2 separate regions of the Homo sapiens genome follow, and region 2 is linked to region 1. Evidence: chromatin contacts called from ENCODE Hi-C data. All regions are on one chromosome and are shown on one strand. Each heading gives the region's core, a stretch centred on a gene start or an enhancer-like site at or near the end of the contact. The rest is flanking DNA. Distances are from core to core; before and after follow the strand shown. Region 1 has its middle 130 kb from the start of MOXD1. Region 2 holds the start of MIR548H5 (microRNA 548h-5).

The links. Hi-C counts contacts between places; a loop is a spot of excess contacts on that map.
Region 2: a loop to region 1 is called in a map of Calu3, with 2.5 times the contacts of the local background. The contact joins two enhancer-like sites. A Hi-C loop is called at or near these places in 1 of 168 maps with a recorded cell type or tissue (Calu3).

The regions. Positions count from the first base shown.
Region 1 is chr6:132,267,570-132,273,651 of GRCh38, reverse strand. It overlaps the pseudogene EEF1A1P36. Among named protein-coding and RNA genes, the nearest start is that of MOXD1, 130 kb to the left of the region's middle. Within about 2 kb of position 2,816, at least 3 of the 41 ENCODE cell types and tissues checked have a DNase peak (open chromatin) inside an H3K27ac peak, as active enhancers do.
Region 2 is chr6:131,786,262-131,792,343 of GRCh38, reverse strand. It overlaps MIR548H5 (microRNA 548h-5), which reads right to left and starts at 172; the gene lies at 113-172. Within about 2 kb of position 3,828, at least 4 of the 41 ENCODE cell types and tissues checked have a DNase peak (open chromatin) inside an H3K27ac peak, as active enhancers do.

The sequences.
Region 1 (6,082 bases), core at 1,567-4,066:
AGATGGTTCTTCCACCATTGATTAAGACTAGGGTGCTGACGTGAGAGGATCACTTGAGCTCAGGAGTTTGAGACCATCCTGGGCAACACAGCAAGACCTCATCTCTACCAAAAAAAAAAAAAAATTAGCTTGGTGTGATGGCACAGGTTTGTGGTCCCAGCTGTTTGGGAGGCTGAGATGGGAGGATCGCCTGAGCCCAGGAGGTTGAGGCTGCAGTGAGCCGTGATGGTGCCACTGCACTCCAGCCTCGGTGACAGAGCAAGACGCCATCTCAAAAAAAAAAAAAAAAGACTAGGGTGAAAAGTATTAGAGATACTGTTCATTTAGCCTTCTGAACTTCCCAGGCAGACTCAGTGACTTTGCCAGCTCCAGCAGCCACTGCTCTAATGACACTTCAGCAGCTGTCTATCTCATATCATGAACAGCAAAATGACCTGGAGGAGCATAGTCAGAGAAGCTCTCAACACACCTAGGCTTGATAGGAACCATATCAACGATAGTTTTCACCCAATTTCGAGAATTTAAGAACCATCTTCCAGTTTCTTACAAGAACATCAGTCAACCTTTTCCTTCAGCTCAGCAAACTTGCAAGCAATGTGCGCCGTGTGACAATCCAGTACAGGGGCATACACAGCCAGCGTGATTCACCCTGGAGGATGCAGGATAATCACCGGAGCAGTGAAGCCTGCTGCTTCCACAGGTGGGTGGTTTTGCTTTCATCAGTGATGTTGCCACGACGAACAGCTTTGCCAGACACATTCTTGACATTAAAGCCCACATTGTCTCCAGGAGGAGCCCACTCAAAGCTTCATGGTGCATTTTAACGGACATTACTTCAGTTGTGATGTTGACTGGAGCAGAGTGTTTACGCTACTGGTTTGAGAACACCAGTGTCCACTTGGCCCACAGGGATAGTGCCAATATCCCAAATTTTGTAGACATCCTGGAGGGGCAGACGCAAGGGCTTGTCAATTGGATGAGTTGGTGGTAGGAAGGAGTCCAGAGCTTCAAGCAGCATGGTTCCATAGGCATTGCCATCTTTACCCTAAACTTTCTATCCCTTAAACCAAGGCCTGTGATCACATGGCTCCAGCATGTTGCTACCATCCCAACCAGAAATTGGCACAAATGCCTCAGTGTAAGGGCTGTGGCCCATTTTCTTAATGTAAGTGCTGACTTCCTTAGCAATTTCTTCATGTCTCTTCTGCTATAGGGTGGCTCAGTGAAATCCATTTTGTAAACAACAACAATTACTTGTTACACATCTGGCATGCAAGCCAGAAGGGTGTGCTCAGGGGTCTGCCCATTCTCAGAGATACCAACTTCAAATTCACCAATGTCAACAGCGACAATCAAGGCAGCGCATTCTACCTGGGATGTGCCTGTAATAATGTTTTTGATAAAGTCTTGTGATGGTCACATAGCACTTGCTGGTCTCAAATTTCCACAGAGAAGTATCAATTGTGACACCACGTTCACACTCAGCTTTCTGCTTATACAAGGCCCAGGCATACTTGAAGGAGCCCTTTCCCATCTCAGCAGACTTCTTATCACATTTTGCAGAGGGTCTCTTGTCAGTCCCACCACATGTTTAGATCAGTAGGGGTGGACTTGCCCAAATCTACCAGCCCAATGATGACAATATTGATGTGAGTCTTTTCCTTTCCCATTTTGGCTTTTAGGGGTGGATTTCACAACATCTGTGTTCCTGTAGCCAAGGAAAAGCTTAACATTGCTTTGGAAAGCAGCGTCTTTTCTGACCTATTTTACTTGTACTTGAAATTTATCTTTTAGAAAAAAATGACTTACATCTAATATTCTGATATAGTATGATTTTTAAAATAGCTTTATTGAGATATAATTCATATATCATATGATTCACCAATTAAATGTGCAATCTAATACTTTTGGTATGAAAAAATATACATTTTTGAAAGCCAATACATCAGGGTTTTTTTTAACCTTAAAACAACATGTGCTATAAAACAAAACAACTTCCTCTTCCCACCTCCTCTTTTCTATTCCAAGAAGAAACAAAGAAACAAAATATGTTTTCTGCAGGAAGGTGTGTGTGTGTGAGACTGTGCATGCATGTGTGTGTCCTCATTAGAGGAAAAACAGAAACTGTCCATTTCTATCAACTATTCAGAAACAAAAAAGGATAAGCTTCACAAGCAGGAGCTTGGAGAAATAAGGAGCAATATTATTCTAGAAACCATCTTTTCTGTTTGTTTTTCAAGATCTGGAGAGGTCCTGCATTTGCTGCCTGACATCCCACTCCACATGGTCTTCCAGAAGGAGCCACAAAAGGTAGGAAGTTGGAAGCCAGCCTTGAAAAGGGAAAGGAAAGGACCCAGCAAGGAAGGAAAACTAGTGGCCAGTGATCAGCTGTGTTTACCCACACTGAGCTTATAAATACAACCTAGGCAATACCTCGTGATTTGGGTGAATTGCCAGGTGCACTTGGATAAAGAGAAAACTCAGGAACACAGGAATAAGAAAGGCCAATGTTTGCTCTTAATATCTGGCTGTTAAAGCAATTTACGCAAATCACACTGGGCTGAGTAAGAAGAGACCAACCAGCTGAGCAACAGCATAGGAGGGAAATTGTCTCAAGACATGGAAGGAGTTTTCACATCCTGTTAAACTTGAGGCTAGTGTTATTTTTTGCAGTAAAGCTATGGAAAATACTGGAAGGTTTGGGCAGGGAGTCTGAAAACAAAAATCATGCTGCTTGTAATTGTATGTCTGCCTCTTTGCCAGCTGATGTAGACGAGAAACCGCCCAGCTGTAGATCATTTCCTCTTGCTTGAATACCCATTTGCAATGATTGATTTTAAAGGTCACAGGAGTGCTTGCCAGCACATTTTTATATAAGGAGTCCAGCCTTCTGTTTTGACATTAGTCAGATGCATATGTGGCACCTGAGGAACAAGGAGGAGACAAAGGATCAGGTTCCCTTTTGGATCCATCACTGTCAAGATGGAAACTCTTGCATGTCTGAGTGCCTTATTTTGGCCCAGACACCCCCAAACTGATGGGGAAAAAAAAAACACCTCTGTAATATTTTTATACCGTAGTCTCAAAATTTTACCCTTTAAATTTTTTCACTCTTCTAAAACTTTTCCTTTTTCTTCCTTCCCTTTCCTGTATCCTTCCCTAAATATTTTCTACATCCTTACTATGCATGTCACGTCCTATGCAGCTACTGGGTATGTATGTAGGAATACCAAATAGTTTTGCATCAGGATGTTTACAAATCTAGTGAAGTTTTGAAAACAAATAATAGCAACACGATCCACCAAGAGACTCACGTACAAGGTACCATGTGTCCAGATTAACAACCTACAAAACATTAAAAGTCCCCACTAATTACTAATTTAATGAAATTATTTCTGCTATCTATCTATAGCTATCTATTGCTATATCTATCTGATTAATAAGTTATGGAAGCTTTTTCTTTTTAGCTTTTCTTTCTTTATAAAAAGTTCACTTATTCTTAGAAGGCTTCCTTGACTGATTTCAACCAACATTTATTAAATGCTTATTAGGGGCCAGCCAGGCAGAGTACTAGGATTCGAGGGTTACAAAAATGCATAGAAAAGCTCCTAACTAAAAATAGCTTATAGTCTTAACAGGTGAGACAGATTCTCAAAGCAATACTATAATGCAGGTAAGTAAGTTCTGCAAGTTATGTGTGAAGTACTTACTATGAGAGCACTGAGCCAAAAGAGATGGCTTTTCTCTGATGGACTTCCTGAGAGATGAGCGGATCAGATGAAGTCACAAAGAGGGGAAGACATTTGAGCTAATGCTTGAGAATCATTAAGAGTTCACCAGACCATCTGGTGGCACTGTGTTTATTTCAGACTTTTACCAAAGTTTAGGTGCAACCCAGTGGGTTTTTACAGCTACAGAATGCAAACATTTCAAAATTGATTATTGCCCATCCTTGTTCTTGGGTCTCTTCATTGCCCTGGTAAGTCCGGTCACGTTAATCAGTCCCTGCGCCTTTATCGAGGCCTTTCCTAGCTTACCCATCTCCTCCATTTATCTAACCCATGACCTAATGGTGTCTTGCAAGTTACCTTTCCACCATCCACTCACTTCTGAGCCTACGTTTCATCTCCAAAAGACCTGTTAATTTGTTCTTTCTCAAAAAAGAATCACCTGCTCTGGGTCTTATCCTATAGCAGAGGCTTTGTAATTTCAGCCTTTCCTTTTCTCCAACAGCTTCTATGACTGGAAGGGAATGGAATAAAGATTTTTTATTCCACTACTAATTATTCAAATACCTATTCCATCCCTAGGCAGTAGAAGTCACCATGGTCAGCTTTCATTTGTAATAATTTTCATCCCTGTGAATAACACTTGACTCCTGACCTCAAAGAGGTCAGGTATTTCTAGGTACTTTATACTAGCATTGCTTGTTCTTACTTATTTATAACTCGTCACATCCCTACAATAAAACATAAATGCAGTGACTGCATACTGTTAATTGGCCAGATTATCTCATGCCAATTTCTCTTACTATTAGATACCAGTTAGTTATAAATGCTGCTGAGCACCTTAATTTTTTAATGAAAAAGCTTTTAAAATAGTAATTGAGTGTTTTGAGCTACCATTTTCTTTTTTCTTTCTTTGTTTCTTCTTTCTTTTTTCTTTCTTTTTTTTTTTGAAACAGAGTCTCACTCCGTCACCCCAGCTGGAGTGCAGGAGTGCAGTGGTGCAGTCTCAGCTCACTGCAACCTCTGCCTCCCAAGTTCAAGCAATTCTCAAGCCTCAGCCTCCAGAGCACCTGGGATTACAGGTGCATACCACCATGCTTGACTAATTTTTATATTTTTGGTAGAGACAGGGTTTCACCTTGTTGGCCAGGCTGGTCTCGAATTCCTGACCTCAAGTGATCTGCCCACCTCGGCTTCCCAAAGTGCCCGGATTACAGGTGTGAGCCACAACGCCCAGCCTGAGCTACTATTTTTTAGGCGATCAAGCCCAGTCTCAACTGCAAGAGACTGAAAATGTGGAACTAATTACAAAACAAAGTAAGTTAATTAAGTAGGGACATAAACATTTAAATGGGATTGGGGTCTATGTTTGACGGTTTGCAACTGGTCAAGTTATATAGTTATAGCAACAAATTCTGCTGTTGCCTTTGTGGTTTAGAATGACTGGACTAAAAATACCCAATTGTTTTTAAGTTCTAAAAAGCAGGCCAAATCCCACTTTAGGGACTCTGTGTTTTCTGACGTTTTCTAAATTTTCTCTTTGAAGGTAGAGAAAATATTGCTTTCTGAGAAAAGGTATGTTCTTGGAACAACTGCATAAAGCTAAAAATAGTGGGAATTGAACATAAGAATGCTCACAGAGAAGTGAGCCAAGCTGTAGATTCTGGTTGTTATATTTGACTAAGAAAGTCTCCAAAAAAGGAAGAAAACAAAATCCTAATAGGTTATATTAAAAATCCAATTGATGTTATTTGAAAAGCAGCTGTCTTTTACGGGGTAAGATTTACTCCCTTTAAAACAATCCATTTTGTTTCATTTATTTTTCTGAGAACTCAGTATGATTCAATTGGCTTAAGATATTACACATTATTGGCTGGATAACTAAATTTAGTTTTGTAGTCATAAAATAGAAATCATAACATTCTACTACAAAGTATAGATTAGCTTCCTTCATGGTTTTTAAAAACGTCTGGTTTCTTTTTAGTTTATAAATGTAAAGCATTGAGGTTTCAAAGAGGAAGTGAAAACTGCCAACTGAAAATGGCTAGTGATCCATCTAAACCCAATGCAATGGCCTTTGGAACATACTATTTGGATATTAAAGAGAGAATAACATTTTTATATATCTGTTGGGAAACAACATCTCTACAACCATATGTTTTAATGATGAGCCTGGAGAGATATTATTTTTTAAAAATTCTTCATTTAAGCCCCCATATCCTTTAATTTTAATTTTTATAGTAAATGACACTATAACAACACTCTGGCTTTTTTTTTTTTGAGACAGTCTTGCTCTGTCGCCCAGGCTGGAGTGCAGTGGTGCAATCTCAGCTCACCGTAACCTTCGCCTCCCA
Region 2 (6,082 bases), core at 2,579-5,078, 480 kb after region 1:
CAACCCATTGACTCAGCTGGGACTGAGGTTTCCTTGGCTTGGTTTGAGGTTTTCTGTTGCTTGAGAATTCTGCAGCAGACATAGCTGGAAGATCATGACGTATTAGGCTGGCGCAAAAGCAACCGTGGTTTTTACAGTTAAAAGTAATGACAAAAACCGCGATTACTTTTGTGCCAACCTAATAGAAAAAGGGGCTTAGGGAGACCATGCTGTGCTGTGCGCAAGGTGAGTCAGCAGAGGAATCTGCCATACACAGAAAGGCAAGCACGGAGCGAGCTTTTGGAAAGAAACGGAGACAGGAGGGAACATGAAGTGACCTGATTGTCGGGCCCTAGCCCCCACCTGCGTGGCTCTACTCTCCCTCACCTACTGTCTTTGGGTTTTAAATATTTCTTTATTCTTAAAACAATGTCCCTCCTTTTTGTCATGATCTAATTTTAGTTGGTTTCTTTTATTACATACAAAAAGTACTGGGGTCATAGAAGACTTCCTAAAGAAAGTGATGCCTGAGCGAATCTTGAAGGACCCCCCAAGATTTAGGCAAAGAATAAGAGAGAAGATAATATTTCAGGATGAAGAAGCCACATACACAGATTCATAGGCATGACAGTGTTGCTTCTTCCAAGACCTGCAGTGCAAGCACTCGAATGCACTGAAGCTCATCACAGCTGGACAGAGAGAGGCCAGAAATGTTCAGCTGACATCTAGGCACTGAATGAATGAGGTGATTAAGTTAGCGCTTCGCCCACCCGTATCTTGGAAAATTCTTTTCTACAAGTCAGAAAAAGATAAATAAGATTACTAGAAAGTTTGGCAAGCCAATTAAAGACAGGATGAGTTGTGATACTTGGTTCCAGGAGAAAGATTTACAGGAATAATACTATGTGTAAATATTCTATGTACAAAATTATTCCAATGGGAGAAAACAGCCTCCAAAAATATCTTCATTGTCTCTGAACTATAAGTAAAATCATTTTAAGAAATTAATGTAAGATGAATGGAATGGTAATTACGTACAAGTTGCAAATTTTCCATGTAGATCTAAAATCAAGTAATTCTGAGAACTTGCTATCAACAAACTGAGGATCAAATATTAAGATTGACTTTATTATAGCATAAAAACATTAAATATAAAGAAATCTCCCATACTATTTGGATTCTCATACTTTTTCTTTAGAAAGTGTTTAAACTGCAGCCGGACGCAGTGGCTCATGCCTGTAATCCCAGCACTATGGGAGGCCGAGGCAGGCGGATCACGAGGTCAGAAGATTGAGACCTTCCTGGCTAACACAGTGAAACCCCATCTCTACTAAAAGTACAAAAAAATTAGCTGGGCATGGTGGCGGGTGCCTGTAGTCCCAGCTGCTGGGGAGGCTGAGGCAGGAGAATGGTGTGAAACCGGGAGGCAGGGCTTGCAGTGAGCCAAGATGGTGCCACTGCACTCCAGCCTGGGTGACAGAGCAAGACTCTGTCTCAAAAAAAAAAAAAAAAAAAGAAACGAAGTGTTTAAACTGCAATAATTTTATTAAAATATATTCAAATTAAAATGAAATTTGAAGATTGAAAAATGTTTCAATAACTTTGTTTACTATTGGTAATGTATTTCCTGACTAGGAAAAAAATGAACATTAAAAATTAACTCTTTTAGTAAATCGATTTAGAAAATCAAGGCAAAAAAATATATATACGTATAAATACATATATGTGTACATGTACACATATATATGTACATGTACATATATATGTGTACATGTACATATATGTGTGTCCATATATGTGTATGTGTACATATATGTGTCCATATATGTGTATGTGTACATATATGTGTCCATATATGTGTATGTGTACATATATGTGTGTACATATATGTGTATGTGTATGTGTACATATATATGTGTACCTATATGTGTATATATGTGTACATATATATGTGTATATATACGTATATATGTGTACATATATATGTGTATATATACGTATATATGTGTACATATATATGTGTATATATACGTATATATGTGTACATATATATGTGTATATATACGTATATATGTGTACATATATATGTGTATATATACGTATATGTGTACATATATATGTGTATATATACGTATATATGTACTGGAGTGCAGTGGCGCAATCTCCACTCACTGCAACCTCTGTCTCCTGGGTTCAAGCAATTCTCCTGCCTCAGCCTCCTGAGTAGCTGGGATTATAGGCATGTGCCACCATGCTCAGCTAATTTTTGTATTTTTAGTAAAGACAGGGTTTCACTAGGTTGGCCAGGCTGGTCTCAAACTCCTGACCTCAGGTCATCCACCTGCCTTGGCCTCCCAAAGTGCCAGGATTACAGGCATGAGCCACTGTGCCCGGCCGACTTCCAGTTTCTGAAAGCATAATCACATCTTCCACAAACTGGAACACTCAACAAATTGATCTGATCAGGAATGGGAACTAACAATAATGATAGCTATCATTTTATTAAGTGCCACCATGTGGTAACCATGGTGCTGGGAACTTTAGCCATTCATTTATTTTTCACCTCTTTGTTCATTGATTTTTTAAGAAAATTCATTTATTCACCAAATATTTAACAGAGTTCTTACAATGAGGCAAGCATTATTCTAGGCACAGTACCCAAGAGTAAGAGAACATCAGGCTCCTCAAGTTTAGTCTAGTGAAGAGACATAGATATGAATCAAATGAAGTGCAGAGAATTATAATTGTAAAAGTTGTAATAAATACTCTGGTGAAAAAGGACCAGGGGCAAGGAGAACATATAACTGGATGTATGTAGCTGAACCAATCTGTAGCAGGAGTAGGATGTGGTCAAAGAAGTGTTCCCTGAGAAAGTGATGCTTGAACCAAGATTTGAGTGAAAAGTAGGGCTTAGAACTAAAGGAAGTGGAAATAAGACCACAGACCTAGATAATTTTGAAACATGAATTTTGGTGGTCGTGTAAAATGTGTATATAGGAGGAAATGAGACAGATTGGCCATGAGTCACCAACTGAAGACTATTCATACATCAGTTCTTAAGCCACCAATTTTATGGGTTCCCTTTTATAGATGAGAATAATTCAAGGTCCCTCAACACTGCCAGATACAGTTTTATAAATCAGAGAGGAGGAAGGCATTTGAACTCATAAGTAAACCAACTTCAAAGGGCTAATAAATGAAAATATACACTTGAAAAGTGATTTGGGTATTTGCATTTGAAAATTAGGGAGAGAAGCAGTAAATTAAGTCATATACATTTGAAAATAAATTCAAATATATATTTTGAAACAGTGGAAGTTGCAGCAAATTTTAAAAGTTATACATTTGAAAGGAGATTGGAAAAGAAAGCAAGACACAGAATGATTTTGAGGAAGGAAATCAGTAAAGATATTTTTTGTTTTGATTTAACTTCAGTTCTGAGATACTGTAAGTAGCAAGTATTCTATTGAGGGCTGTAATAGGGAAATGAATGTCTTTTGTTTTTTCTCCTCAAACATAAAAAGTTGAACTTGTGTAGACATTTCATAGGAATAAGTTCTGTGCAAATGGAAAAAGTGAAATATAAAGATGCATTTTGATTATTTTTACACTTTCTTCAGAATAGAGATATTTGAATCTTGTGAATCACAAACTGTAAAAGGCAGCAAGTTTTTATTTTAGTAAATTATTATGTATCTTTGAAAACGGGGATGGAAACTCTGTAGGTCACAATGTGAGGCTGTTATCAGTCTGTCCACAAGGAAGCAGTAAGCTCCTCAGCTCAGAGTTAAGGCTGCCACAAGAGATGAATGGGCAGCTCAGCTCTCCAGCAGTTGCTGTATTATAAACACAGTGAAATAATCACAGAGACAAAAAGGACTTTAAGGATTCACTCAAGTATGCTCTTTGGCAGTAAGCTGTGACTAGGGCCCACTGGGAAACAGCTGCTGATGACAGCCCAGTCTGGCAGCCCCTGCGAGAGGTGGAGTTGCTTTTGCGGAGCAAATTTGGGCTTCAAGCTAATCATGATTCAAGCGGGCATTGAAAAAAACAATCACAGGTGCCTCATAGAGAGCCTTGTTGCCATGCGACTCTATTATGTCAAGAAAATAAATAATGATAAATAATAAGATCATACCAGCTGCCACTTATTGGACATTTAAAATATGCTAGGCACTGAGCTATGTGATTGCAGATTGTCTCCACTTGGGACTACTTCACTTGGGCTGACAAAACAGAACCACCTAGAGAGCTGTGCCTCCATCAGTCCTCTGCCTGAGGCAGGGATCACCATCTCTTTTCATGAGAAACCTAAAAGGTTTCCAGTCCTTTCGTTACAGTCCATTTTACCAATGAACTACATTTTAAACCAATGCCCTTTGTATAGAGTTGGATATGAGGTTGTTTCCAATCTTGTAACTCCTAAGAATGTTACAGAGAATATCTTTGCACATACCGTATTTCCCAGTGTGACTACATCTGTAGGATTCACACTTACAAGTGAAAATGCTGGGTCACTTTTTTAAGTCTCTAAAGATCCTTGCAAATAGTCCTCTACGTAGGGTGAATGGATTTACTCTCCCACAAGCAATGCATGACAGATCCTGTCCCACCCCCACAACTTCTCAATATATAGTGATGACAATAATAGCAGCCACATGTTGGTATCTACTACTTTCTAGGCGCTATTCTAAATGATTTATATACATTAAGTCACTTAATCCTCACAGAACTCTAAGAGATAAGTACTATTATTTCATTACCACTTTATAGATGAGGAAACTGAGGCAAATAGAGATTAATACATTTGCCCAAGGTGACACAACTAGTCACGCAGGCAGGCTTTTAATTTAGGGTTCGTGCTTTTAAATCTATGGTTATACTGCTCAAGTTTTATTTTTGCAATCTGATGGATGAAAAGAGGGTACCTCATTGAAGGGTCTATTTGTATTTCTCAGATAATAAGATTGACATTCTTTATGTAATGATTTGCTCTGCCCCCTTCTGGGAATTGGCCATTCCTTTTTGTTTGTTCATTTTTCTACCAGGCTCCTGGGCTTTTACTTATTGACTCATCATACAGTCAAGGCCTTTTGATTTTACTCATGACTTTTGCTCCTAAGTGTTTATTTTTTCTATGCAATATTTTGTTTTTATGTAGTCACATTTATTGATCTTTTCTGGTTTCAGGTTTTTATGTCATACTTAAAATTCTTTCTTCTAAGTTGTTTGTCATTTTTAATTCTAGATATGGGTTTTATTTTACAAACAGCTACCTATTTTTTCTAAAACCATCTGTTGAATATCTTTTTCCTACCTGTTCCAGTCATCACAGCTGCATAACAAACCACCCCAAAATTAGTGGCATAACTGAAAAACCATTAGATAGTCGCATGCCACATAATGGTGTTTTGGTGGATGATGGACCACATATCCAACAGTTGTCCTAGAAGATTATAATGCCCTGTTTTCACTGTACATTTTCTAAGTTTGGATACTCAAATATTTGCCATTATGTTACAGTTGCCTACAGTATTCTGTACACTAACATGCTGTATAGGTTTGTACACACCTAGGTGTGTAATAGGTTGTGCCATCTAGATTTGTGTAAGTACACTCTATGATGTTCGCACAACAATGAAATCACCTAAAGACCCATTTCTCTGAATATCCCCATCATTAAGCAGCACATGATTGTATTATGCTCACAAGTTCTGTGGGTCAGGAATTTAGAAGTGTCACAGCAGGTAAGGCTGTCTCTACTCCACGATATCTGGAGTCCTCAGCTGGGAATACTTGAGGGCTGGGGTGATGGGGATGGAATTATCTGAAGACTTTCTCACTCATTGGTTGATACAGGCTATTACCTAAGACCTGAGCTGGGGCTATCAGCCACAATGCTTATTTGTGGTCTCTCTATGTGTCTGCTTGGGCTTCCTCAAAACATGGTGCCTGGGTTCACTTCCTCCCAAGAGTCAAGTGATAGGTACCACATTTAGACCTAGCCTCTAAAGTCACATAGTGTCACCTCCACATTTGTCACAAAGCCCATGCAAAGTCAAGAAAATGAAACACAAAGTTAACTTGTAGGAGTGAGAAGTGT